Regions from separate parts of the Homo sapiens genome. Here region 1 is linked to region 2. A link is a contact called in ENCODE Hi-C data. All regions are on one chromosome and are shown on one strand. The core of a region is the stretch at or near the end of the contact, and the rest is flanking DNA. Distances in the headings are between cores, read along the strand shown.

Region 1 (5,387 bases), core at 1,100-3,599, 340 kb before region 2:
GTCCTCTTCTGCTCTCTGGAAGGTTTGCCTTTGAGTGATTACCAGTCCACGTGCCCCATCTTTATCTCCTCAGACTCCACCAATCTGGACAGGGTCCCCTAATGGTTTCTTCCCTGGTCTGAGATCCCTGAGAAAGTGTGCAGGCAGGCAGACAAGGCAGCCTACAGCCCTTGCTGTAGCATCTTCCAAATTTAAACCAACAAGGAGGAGGAAGGGAAGAGGGCAAGAGCTTTGTCCTGCATTCCTGGTAGCCTGTATGGCACCACCATGGAGGCTCCTGCTGTGCTCTTGGCAGCTGCCCATCTCCCATGGCACCTTTTATTTCCATATACCTGCTGACCTCAAGCATGCAATTTTTTCCTTTTTAAGAGACAGGGTCTCACTCAGGCTGGAGAGCAGTGGTGTGATCATAACTCACTATAACCTCGTACTCCTGGGCTCAATCCATCCTCCCACCTTAGCCTTCCAAGTAGCTAGGACTACAGGTGCAGGCCACCATGTCTTGCTAATTTTTTCATTTTTAGTTTTTTTGTATTGATGAGGTCTCATTATGTTGCCCAGGCTGGTCTTGATCTCCTGAACTCAAGTGATCCTTCTGCTTTGGCCTCCAAAATTGTTGGGATTATAGGTATGAGCCACCACAAGTGTGCAGCCACATGTCTCTCTCTGCCTAGGGACTTTGACCTGGGAGCAGCCCTAAACCAATGACTGGTGTGCAAATGCACCAGCTTCCTTGTCCCTTGGATGGCACAACTCTGAGGCATGTCCTATCCAGTCTCCCAGAGAGCCATCATGGGACTGAGCCCAGTTGCGCACAGAGGCATCTTGATCAGGAACACCCCCTGTACTGTCCTTTCCTTCCCCGTCTCACTTTCCTTACTATCCTATTGGAATTTCCTGGGATTACCTCCCAAATAAACAATGTGCCTTCGAACTCTAATCTCCTGAGGGCACTAGCCCAAGGCAGGGGCTGTGTGGTTGGAGCAGCTCCTCCCAGATCACGTGAGTGGAGGGGACGTGAAGGGCTGTGTCACCAAGGTGTTAGCACTTCACAAACGAGGGGCTATTTATCATCCACTGGTTGGGGTTTGGGTTTCCTAGAGACCACTCAGACAACTTGCTGGTGTTTCCACAGTGATGTAGTTTGGATATTTGTCTCCACCCAAATCTCATGTTGAATTATAATCCCCAGTGCTGGAGGTGGGGCTAGTGGGAGGTGTTTGGGTCACGGGGGCGGATCTCTCATGGCTTGGTGTAGTCTTTACGATAGTGGTGAGCTCTTGTGAGATGTGGTTGTTTAAAAGTATGTGGGACCTCTCCCCTAGCACTCTCTCTCTCTTGCTCCTGCTCTCACCATGTGACGTGCCTGCTCTTGCTTTGCCTTCTGCCATGAGTAAAAGCCTCCTCAGCCTCCTCAGAAGCAGATGCTGCCATGCTTCCTGGACAGCCTGCAGAACTGTGAATCAATTAAACCTCTTTTCTTTATAAATTACCCAGTCTCAGGTATTTCTTTATAGCAATGCACGAATTGCCTAGTACACACAGAGACTGGCAGGAGCTACCTTAGGTAACAAACAACAGAAAAACAAGAAAACAGTGGGAAAAGAATATGCACAGTAACTTTTGCACGTTGACGGACATACTTTGAGAATTAACAACCCAAATCGAGTGAAAAGCCTTTAAAGCAAAGTATGGGCATGGAGAGAACTGACCTGGCTGACTCTGACCCTTCTCAAACTCTGATCTGTGACGTGGATGCAGGCAATAGAAACATGGAGTGTGGCTGCCTCTGACCCCAAGGAGAGTGACCCTGGGGTCTTAAGAGAGGAGTTGTGGTGTCTGGAAAGAGTCTGATCATTGGAGGAGACAGGCTAGGGTGGAGTCCCTGCTCCCCATGCTCTAATTGTGTTTACCCTGAGAAAAAGATTTAACTTCTCTGAACCTCAGTTTCCCCATCTGTAAAAGGGAGGCCATAAAACCCCACAGAATTGTCATGAAGATTAAAAACAACATAATGCCTGTCTGGCAGCTAGTATCAGTCAGGCTTCCTTTTCTCTTTTCTTTGTCCTTTCAGGGAGCCGTACCCTTGGCCTGACTGAGGCCAGGTTTAGGGGAAAAGGAAGCGTGTCTCAAGTGCCCCGGCCACAAGGTCAGGCATTGGGTTGGCCGACTACCCCAGCTCCCCACATGCAGCCAGTCTGCGTCAGTGGGCGTGGGAAAGAGACGTAAACGCTGAAGGGCACTAAACACGAGTTAGACATGCCATTCCGCACCACCAACACATTTCAAAAGTGCACATCACAAGGCTCTTGTTGAAGCCCTGGCGGCCAGCCAGGGTCAGACCACAAAAGGAAGTTGTTTCCTCGCTGGAGCTGCTGGGCGGCTGGGCGTGGTCAGAGCGCCACATCATTGCAGAATGCAGGGCTCTTTGGTGACTTCCTGTCCTCCCATCCATTTTTTTCTCCTATGGGCCCTGCTGCACTGCCCTGGTAATGCCCCAGCCAGCCAGAAAAGTCAGCATTCACCTGACCTTTCCCTATGTCACAGAAATGGAAGGTCTGTGATATTCACATGGGCCCTGTTGCAGTGGCCACCACAGCCTTCCAGGCCTCTACCTTGGCTTTTTCTCCCCTTGGAGTATAAGGAAACGGTTATTTTATCCACAGTTGGTAGCAATCACATTTCGTCTGTATCATTGAGGTCTGAAAGGCAGCCACGGGCCCCAGAGGTGGCAGAAGGTCTGTGATGCAGCTGGAGTAAGTCAGGCCTCGTTCCCAGCAGACAATCTGCAAATATTTATTGAGGGTCTGCTCTGCACCCAGGGCTGCGGGGCACACAGAGACGCCCCGTGTGAGACAAGGAGCTTGTGTTCTGACTGGGAAGGCCAGACTGACACACAGGAAACCAGGGGGTCCTGTTGACCCTGAGCTATGCTTTTAATGCACGATTGTGTGGTAAGGTGTAGGCCAAATACCAAGACATTGGTCTTAGGCTCCGTGATCTGGTGCATTCTCAGAATCTGGAGAAGATTGTAGAAGTTAATCTTGTTTTGCCCAGGGGCTTTCCTCCAAGCAGCACTAAATCCACTAAATCCCCACATGGTCTCTAGCCCCTTTTCTCTCATTGGTCTTTTTGCCCTTTATCTTTAACTCCACTTAAGTTTTATTCCTTCAAACTAAGACTATAAACATTCAGAAATTGTTTGCACTTATCAATTAGTCCTCAAAAATACCTTGCAAGGGACGTCCTGCTATTTTTCTTTTCCAGAGGAGGAAACAGGCTGAATGTGATAAGTGGCACAGCCAGGATCACAAAGAGGGTTGATCTGTCCTGTGTGGTCCCTAACTCTTAGGGTTCTCATAGGTGGGGTAGAACTGGAAAAGATGCTGGCAGAGTCAGCTCTGTGCTTGGGCTTGCAAGAATGTCAGTCCATGGAAGCAGGATCCTCAAATATCACATAAATAGACTCTAAATCCTAAGAAATGAAAAAAATGAAACTAAATTCACAATTCCTATATGCCTACCCACCTGAGATAGCTACCTATTTGGATAAATACCTATATATACTTTTGCATGCATTGAAATATTGTGACTCAAGTAATGGGACAGTAGAAAGTGCTTTTTAATTTATCTTTATTTTTTATTTGGAGACATGATCTCACTCTGTCCCCAGGCTGGAGTGCAGTGGTGTGATCATAGCTCACTATAGCCTTGAACTTCTGAGCTCACGCTATCCTTCTGCCTCAGCCTTCTGAATGGCTGGGACTACAGGTGTGTGCCACCATATCTGGCTAATTTTGTTGTTGTTGAGACGGAGTCTTGCTATATTGCTCAGGGAGGTCTCTAACTCTTGGGCTCAAGCAATCCTCCTGCCTCGGCCTCCCAACACTGGGATTATAGTTGTGAGCCACTGCTTTGCCTGTTTTTTTTTTTTTAATCTTGAGTCATTGAACTCTCATTGGTTGGACTATGTACTGACATTTGCACCTAGAACTAGTCTAACTCTTTTAGGGCTCCCTTAGTTTTACTCAGCCCATTTGCCATTCTTGCTCTGTACAAGACAACTTCTGTTGTTGGAATTTGAGTCCAGTGTATAGCATGTCTCTTCTCCACCTGGATTCTGAATCATTGAGGCAGATCTAGAAAGCCTCTGGATTGACAACGGAAAATCAGCATCCTCACCAGCAAAGCTGATGGTAGAGAATGAACCTTAGCTATGTGGCAACTGTGGATATCAAAATACCAAACTTATGATTAGACAGACTTACATCTCAAGCAGGCTTTGCTGAACCATTGCAGTCCTCCCCAGGTGGGGGCCGACCCTACATTTGGGGAGCAGGGAAGAATGCAGGTCTCCTGCAGGCTGCCAGAGCCCAAAGACACAAGAACTTCTCAGTAGCTTTTTTCGACCTCATCCAATCAGGGAAGAGTGCAGGGTGGGTAGAGGTCAGGGTTATTAAGCAGGTAAAGCCCCTTCCCCAAGAGTGCAAACCATGCCATAGCTACACGAACGACAGAGTCACTCTCCATAAGCACAGCCTTTCTAACCCCATGTAACTCAACTCTGGCTGTTTCGAAGACCTATCATTGAGTTCAGGGGTTGAAGGTCAATTTGTTGGTAGCTGCCTGGGGTTGTTCATTGGACAGGGATGAGAGGGTGGAGAAAAGGACCTTGACAATCTGTTGCAACATTTTCCTGCACAAAGAGGCCTAGTAATGTGCTCATTAATGGCACGGTGATTAAACCTGGGTTTAAGTCCTGGCTTTTTTCCTAATTTCCTTATCTATAGCATGGAGATAATAATTATACTTACTTTTTTTTTTAAACATGAATTTAATGAAATAATTTCCAACAAAGGCCTTAGCACAGTTCCTGGCACGTAGTAACTGCTTAATGAGTATTTGCTTTTATTACGTCCAGTGGAATGCCTTGTGCTGAGATCATCACGCTTCCGTAGAGCACCTGCCACTCCGTTTTCTTATTTGTACAATGGCAATGTAGTCAGCTCATGTCTAATCCTGAGCATGGTGCTGGACACACAGCATCTGTGTTAGTTAATTCCACCAGCAAGTGCCTTCCTGACTCAAAGCTGAGCTCTTTGTATTATACTAAGGGAATTAGTGTTTGGACTAGGGATAACAGCAGGGGATAATGTGAAGTTGCTGCTCAGTCATGGTGGGAGGAGAACCTGGGGCCTTGGAGGAAGAAAAACATGGTTCTAGCTGGTCAGTGATGAGCATGAAAAGGGAGATGGAGGCAGCCAAAGATAAGCTTCTCTGCTTTTCTACTTTTTTCCTTGCAGAGGGAACTTCTAGGATCCAGGTGCATCATGGATAGCCCCTGAGCTGGTCATTGTGTTGAGTGGCTGGCAAGACAATCTCTCTCT
Region 2 (5,830 bases), core at 545-3,044:
AGAGGGTTCCTCATGAGGGCTGAGGACAGCTGAGAGAGAAGAGGAAGGCCTTTGCTTCTCTTCCAGAGGTTTCTGACAGTGGCAATCTCATGGAACTACCTCATTGGAGCCAGCAGAGTGTTAGAGAGCTGGTACAGGAGAGGTACAGGAGACGGGCATCAGGCTGTCTTCAGCCCCCAAGTGGTGTGGAGGAGACTCTGCAGGTCCCACATAGCCAGCAGAAAGAGTCAGCATGCTCTTGAAAGTTGCCAGATGAGTGAGGTAATTCAGGGAGACAAACACCAAAAAAGGGTGCAGCTTATATGCTGGTTGGGATGGGTAGAGGAAAGGAAGCATGACTGATTTGATTCTAAGGGAACTTTTTGGAAACCAGACCACCCACTTGCCACACCCAGAGTGTGAATTACATGAGCAACACTCCTCAGCAGGCTGCCCACGTCCAGTCCACCTGCATGGAGAAGCTGGTTACCACGCTGCATGCAGGCACCCAAAGTAGAAGAGGTCAAGGTGGCTGCTCCCTCCCACACATCCAGTCACGAAGACCTCCATTCACCACCTGCTCCTCAGAGACTAAGTTAGGACAAAAGCACGGGGAGAGGCAAGAAATCCCACAGTCATTTTGGGCTAGACTGTGACCAAATTGCAAATTGCAGATCCTAAGTTAACCCTATTAATGACTGGAGTCATTACATAAACTGGATGATGTTTCTTGCCACCCAGTAGAACTGGGGCTTATATTCCATGGGGAGAAAGAAAAGGAGTTTCGTCGCTGTACTTGGTGTCTGGGGGCTGCTTTAACTGTGAAATTCCATATCCAAGACATTCCCTTTATGGGTGAGCTGTCCTCTATCTCCTAAAAACCAAGCAAGAGAGATAGAACCACACACTCAACCTCCAGGGACAAACCGGTGGGAGGAAACGGATATTCAGTGGGCGCCTATTATGTCCCTGCCCTGTAGTAAACACCTTCGCCATCCTTAGCATCTTTTCTATTTGTAATATCTCTGCAAAGAGGAAGAGCTCATCCTTGTTTTAGGCAAATGCAGCTAGGACCTATGAGCTACATTAATATCCGGTCACGGTGATGCCAAAGCCCTTTCCTCTTCCGCCAAGCTGCCTCGGGGCAGAACTTAGAAAGGCTGAGAAACATCCTCATTCCTCCCTCCGCACACTCCCACCCTGAGTGCTTTAAGAGTAGGACAGTCAGCAGCTGAGCACACAAATGCAGCCCTGTCTGGGAACAGGGAGCCCAAGGGGATGCAGCGGTGGCCTTTGGAGGGGTCAGTGACAGCTGTGTAATCGGGGAAGTGCCTTGTCCAATTGGAAGCCCACCCTCCCTTTGAACTATGCGCAATCCCCTCTAGCCGCCGGCCCCCGGCTCCCTCCTCCCAGGCTCTGGGTTCAGTTTTTTCCTTGGCAAATCACACCATTCCGTTGGGAGAGTGGCTTGCTGAGTTTGGCAGTGTTGACACAGCAGTCTCTGGACACGTTCCGGGAAAGCAGGCTACAGCATGTGAGATGAATTTTCTCCTGAACTGTGTGGTTTCCAATGTGTTAGAAAAACAAACTTGGAGAAGTCTGTTTGGCGTGTGTGCATGTGTAGACCCCACTTCCGGAGTCGAAAATGCTGTTGGCCTTCGCCCCCGTTACTTTAAAAAAAAAAAAAGAAAAGAAAAAAGAAAAAAAAGTCCGTCCTCCCAGCGTCTGGTTCCCTGAAACCTGAGGCAGCGTGGACAATGGGAGCTCTTTCAAGTCGCAGCCCCAGCGGCCACGTGACTGCGCCTTTGTGCTGGGAGTGGAGGCAAGTGGAAGCTGCCTGGGTGTCTGGACATTGGGGCCCTTTCAGTGTTGCTGAGCTGCTGGGCCTCACCTCTCCACCGCCTGCCTCCAGGCCCTTGGCTACCCTTCTTCCTCCCAAACATCCAGTTCCTGTTCCCAAAATAACTGCACACAGGAAACTGCCTCGAGGTGGGGCCTCTGCAGTGGGTGAATTCTTAGTGCCCCTGCAGGGATCTCCGGACCTGGCAGGGCCAGTGAAGACAGCGACTGCCCATCACTGCTATGGTTCACAAGCTGTGATGCCAGGAGGGCCGGCAACACCCACTCTTCACGCTCCTCCCATCCCATAACTTCTGTTTTTCCCATAAAAGCAAGGCCAGGCAGCAGCCAAGTCTGACTCCTTTCACTGCTTTTCCGTCCTTCAGGAAAGATGTTCAAGTACTTTTGACCTTCAGATGCACTGGCCAGTAATGCCTTCTTTTTCGACAGAGACTGTGGTTACCTGGCCACAGGGCGATGAAAGCACTTCAGCTGGAAACTACTGCTCCCTCACCTCCCATCTTCCCATGAAACAAGCCAAAGAAGCCCCCTTTGTTGCAGAATAGAGAGGTCCCTGCTCCTCCTTGCCAGGGAGAGAGGAGGCAGGGCTGACTCTGGAATCAGAGTCCTGGAGGGTAGTCACCCTCGGCACTCTAAGTGATAGGACGCCCGCAAGGGGGTCGCTCGTCTAGATTTCATCAGTGTAGCTAAAGTAGGTGTTATCCAATTCTCTAAGCCAGTGGTTCTCAACCCCAGCGGCACACCAGGATCACTGGGGACCTTTCAATACTTCTTTACCCAAGCAACCTCCAAACCAAGAAAATAAGAATCTCCAGGGGGTAGGACCAGGCACTGGTATTTTTAAAAAACTCCCCAGATGGTTCCAGCATGCAGCCAAGTTTGAGAACCACTGGCTTAGCAGTCCTTCTCAAACTCTAATATATATGTGAACCACCTGGGATCTTGTTAAAAACATAAGTTCTGATTCAGCCTGAGATTCTGGAGGCCTAACAAGGAGTGCTGACTCCACCGATCTATGGACCACACCTCAAGCAGCCAGGCCTAAGAGTCTTTAATGATACCCTGTACCTCTCCCTGGTTGAATGGGCAGAAACAACAAGGAGATAGGATGGGAGGGCCTATAGAGGACTTGTGGACTTCTAGGTCTTGAAGGGATTGCTGAGATAGAAGTCACATCCATGCATTTGGGAAATATCTTCAATGGTGGAGAGATCTGGTTGTCAGTGTCTGAATTCGGGATAGAGTAAAATATAAACTTCACCTTTCAAAGCTTGGATAAGAGAATTGACATGGGAGGAAATCACCTCCTACCTTCTAGCTCTTTGCCTGACGCTAAGGATAGTGACAGTCTTACGCTGACCCACTGAGTGACATAAAGCCCTATTTGGGATTGTCAAAAACCGTCTGGCCTGAAGAGGGCCATGGGATCTCAGGGAGCTCAAGCAATGAGGGGGATGAGGCAAAGGTGGTTCCTCCTCTCAGGGTGTCTCGGTGTTTCAAATACAGCTGACGTGCTCTGTCTACAACAGGGAAATCCTTTTTGTTGCCTATTTCCTTTCTGATTCAGAGCTAGTCAGTGCCTTCAAAAATACAAATAACATCAGAGCCTCATAACAGGTTTCTCAGAGTTACACTGCCACAACATCCAGAGCCTTTGAGCCACAATAGCAAACCCTCTGGTCTAAAGAACCAAAGCAATAAGGCACTGACACAGGTGGGATTTGGGACTCATAGTTCTCCCCAAGCCTCATTTTCTCATTGGCAAGATGGGCCTAACAAAAGTATATACCTTTTCAGATTATATGAAAATTAAATAGTGTGTGTAAAGCACATTGCACAACAGTTGGCAAATAGTAAATGCTCAATAAATGCTAGCTGCTATAATAATAATTACTATTATTAAAATAATATTCATCTCATAGAACGTGAAAGCTAGCATAATGCTTAGTACATAGAAGATGTGCAATAAACAGTTGCAAAATCTAAGCCAAAGATAAGTTTTTCTTTTATGCTCTCTTTTGCTTTCTTAAGGTATCTATCAGCCTTTAGTTGGTTTCCATCTTCCTGCCCCTTCTTTAATCACCCTGCAAATGCAGAGAGAAGGTTTAGAATGCAAATTCCCCCTGGAAGAAGTGTGACAACTGCCTGCTTTACAGAAAAGAGATCTTCCTGGTGGTGGGGGGAGGAAAGGATAGGACTTGAGAAAGGGGCGCTTATTTACAGAGACCCTGTAAGTGAAGAGGACAATACCAGGTGCTTTATAGACATTACCTCAGTCAATGCCAGTGTCCTTTCCTCCTTACATACAAAGGAAGGGGCAGCATCTGCTTCTTAAGCTGAAATACCTCCCTTTGCATGATAACACCCTTTGCACACATCCATGCTCTCAGAGTATGGTTTGAGGAATCATTTCTTCATCACTGGAAGTTTCTGCCTTTGTTGGAAAACACGTATTTCCCCCTTAATTCTTGGAGGAGTAAGTCTGGAGGAGTAAGTCCAGCAGGCTCAGAGTGCCTCTTTGAATTTAAATACACAGGAAGACTTCTAGGGAAAGGATGGAGATAGGCAGGAGCCATGGCTCTGCAATATGATAGCACAGGGCATAAGGAATTGCAGTGTTCCCTCTCGGAGTTCTCCTTCATGAAAACTGTGTGTAGGAGGGATCTGCTTTCTGCCAAGCGTGGTCTCTGCATGTCTGGAGACATTTTGGGACGGGAAGTAGTGGGGCAGACCTTCTGAAGACCACAGAACCTCAAGGGAGGAAAGCCATCTGTGATGGCTCATTTTATCTCAATCTGACTTGGTTAAGGAATGCCCAGATAGCTGGTAGAACATCACTTTGGGGTTTGCCTGTGAGAGTGTTTCAGGAATAAATGAGCATTTTTATCAGTACACGGAGTAAAGAAGATTCCCCTCACCAATGTGCCATCATCCAATCCATTGAGGGCCCTGCTGGGACAGAAAGGCAGAGGAAGTCTGAATTTGCTCTTTGCTTAGGCTGAGACTTCCATCTTCTCCTTCCCTCAGACATCAGTGCCCCTAGTTTTTGAGCCTTCTCACTCAGACTGGGACCTATGCCACTGGCTCTCCTGGTTCTCAGGCCTTTAAGTTTGGACTGGACCTACGTGACCTGGGCTTCTAGTTTGCAATAAGCAGATTGTGGAACTCCTCAGCCTTCATAATGGCATGAGACAATCTTCCTAATACATCTTTTTCTGTATATCTAGATATAGTCTATTGGTCCTAGTTCTCTAGAGAACCCTGACTACTACTCCATCTGCAGGGTGGGTCATGCTTGGCCTTGATTATTAGAAGCAGTGTGATGTGGAGTGATTATTAGAAGCAGAGTGATGCAGAGTTCAGTGTAGTGGCTGGCCCTGGGTCTGGCCCCACCCAGCCCCATGGATTCATGTGATCGCTGGAAGAAAGAGTGCTACGAGGGAAAATGGAAAGGGCTGTTGAATGAAGAGTGGTGAGGCATTGGAGCACGAGCAGCCCAGCTCTGGCTGTCCTTGGCCTCTGTGTGAGGCAGAGTGGAGAGGTGCCTTCATCTTCTCCATGTTGCCACAGGCCATTATGCATTTTGTCATATGGAAGGCTCTAGCACTTTCTCTGGCTAGGGTGGCAGCTATCAGTGTAGGGCAAAAGCAAAACCTGGAAGAGGTGGCCATGCCCAGAAAGCATGGCAGTGCACAGGACAGGCTGCGGTGCCCAGCAGGAGGGAAGGATGAAGGTGCCCACTATGCAGAGAAGGACCCACTGGAAGTGGGAGTGGTGACCAGGAGAAACCCCAGTGACCAGTAAGAGGAAAGAACAGCAGTGCCCTGCAGAGGCCCAGCCTGGACCATAAGCCAGAGAAAGAGACAAAGGAGCCTGGGGGAATGCTGTGTGGCAGCTGAATGGACTTGGGCTCAAGCTCCCAAAAGACTCCAATAAATACAATATGGGAGGCTTTGACAGGACCTGAACTCCTGTCATGGCTGGTGGTGAG

The links. Hi-C counts contacts between places; a loop is a spot of excess contacts on that map.
Region 1: a map of cardiac septum shows a loop between it and region 2 (2.9-fold over the local background). The contact joins two enhancer-like sites. A Hi-C loop is called at or near these places in 3 of 168 maps with a recorded cell type or tissue (CD14-positive monocyte, cardiac septum and dorsolateral prefrontal cortex).

Annotation. Positions count from the first base shown.
Region 1 is chr3:41,114,518-41,119,904 of GRCh38, reverse strand. No RefSeq gene overlaps it. Among named protein-coding and RNA genes, the nearest start is that of CTNNB1, 82 kb to the left of the region's middle. RefSeq lists enhancers at 2,223-2,352, 4,473-4,767. Within about 2 kb of position 2,349, at least 13 of the 41 ENCODE cell types and tissues checked have a DNase peak (open chromatin) inside an H3K27ac peak, as active enhancers do.
Region 2 is chr3:40,776,660-40,782,489 of GRCh38, reverse strand. All of the region lies in intron 2 of LOC105377043 (a long non-coding RNA gene), which reads right to left. Among named protein-coding and RNA genes, the nearest start is that of ZNF621, 250 kb to the right of the region's middle. Within about 2 kb of position 1,794, at least 23 of the 41 ENCODE cell types and tissues checked have a DNase peak (open chromatin) inside an H3K27ac peak, as active enhancers do.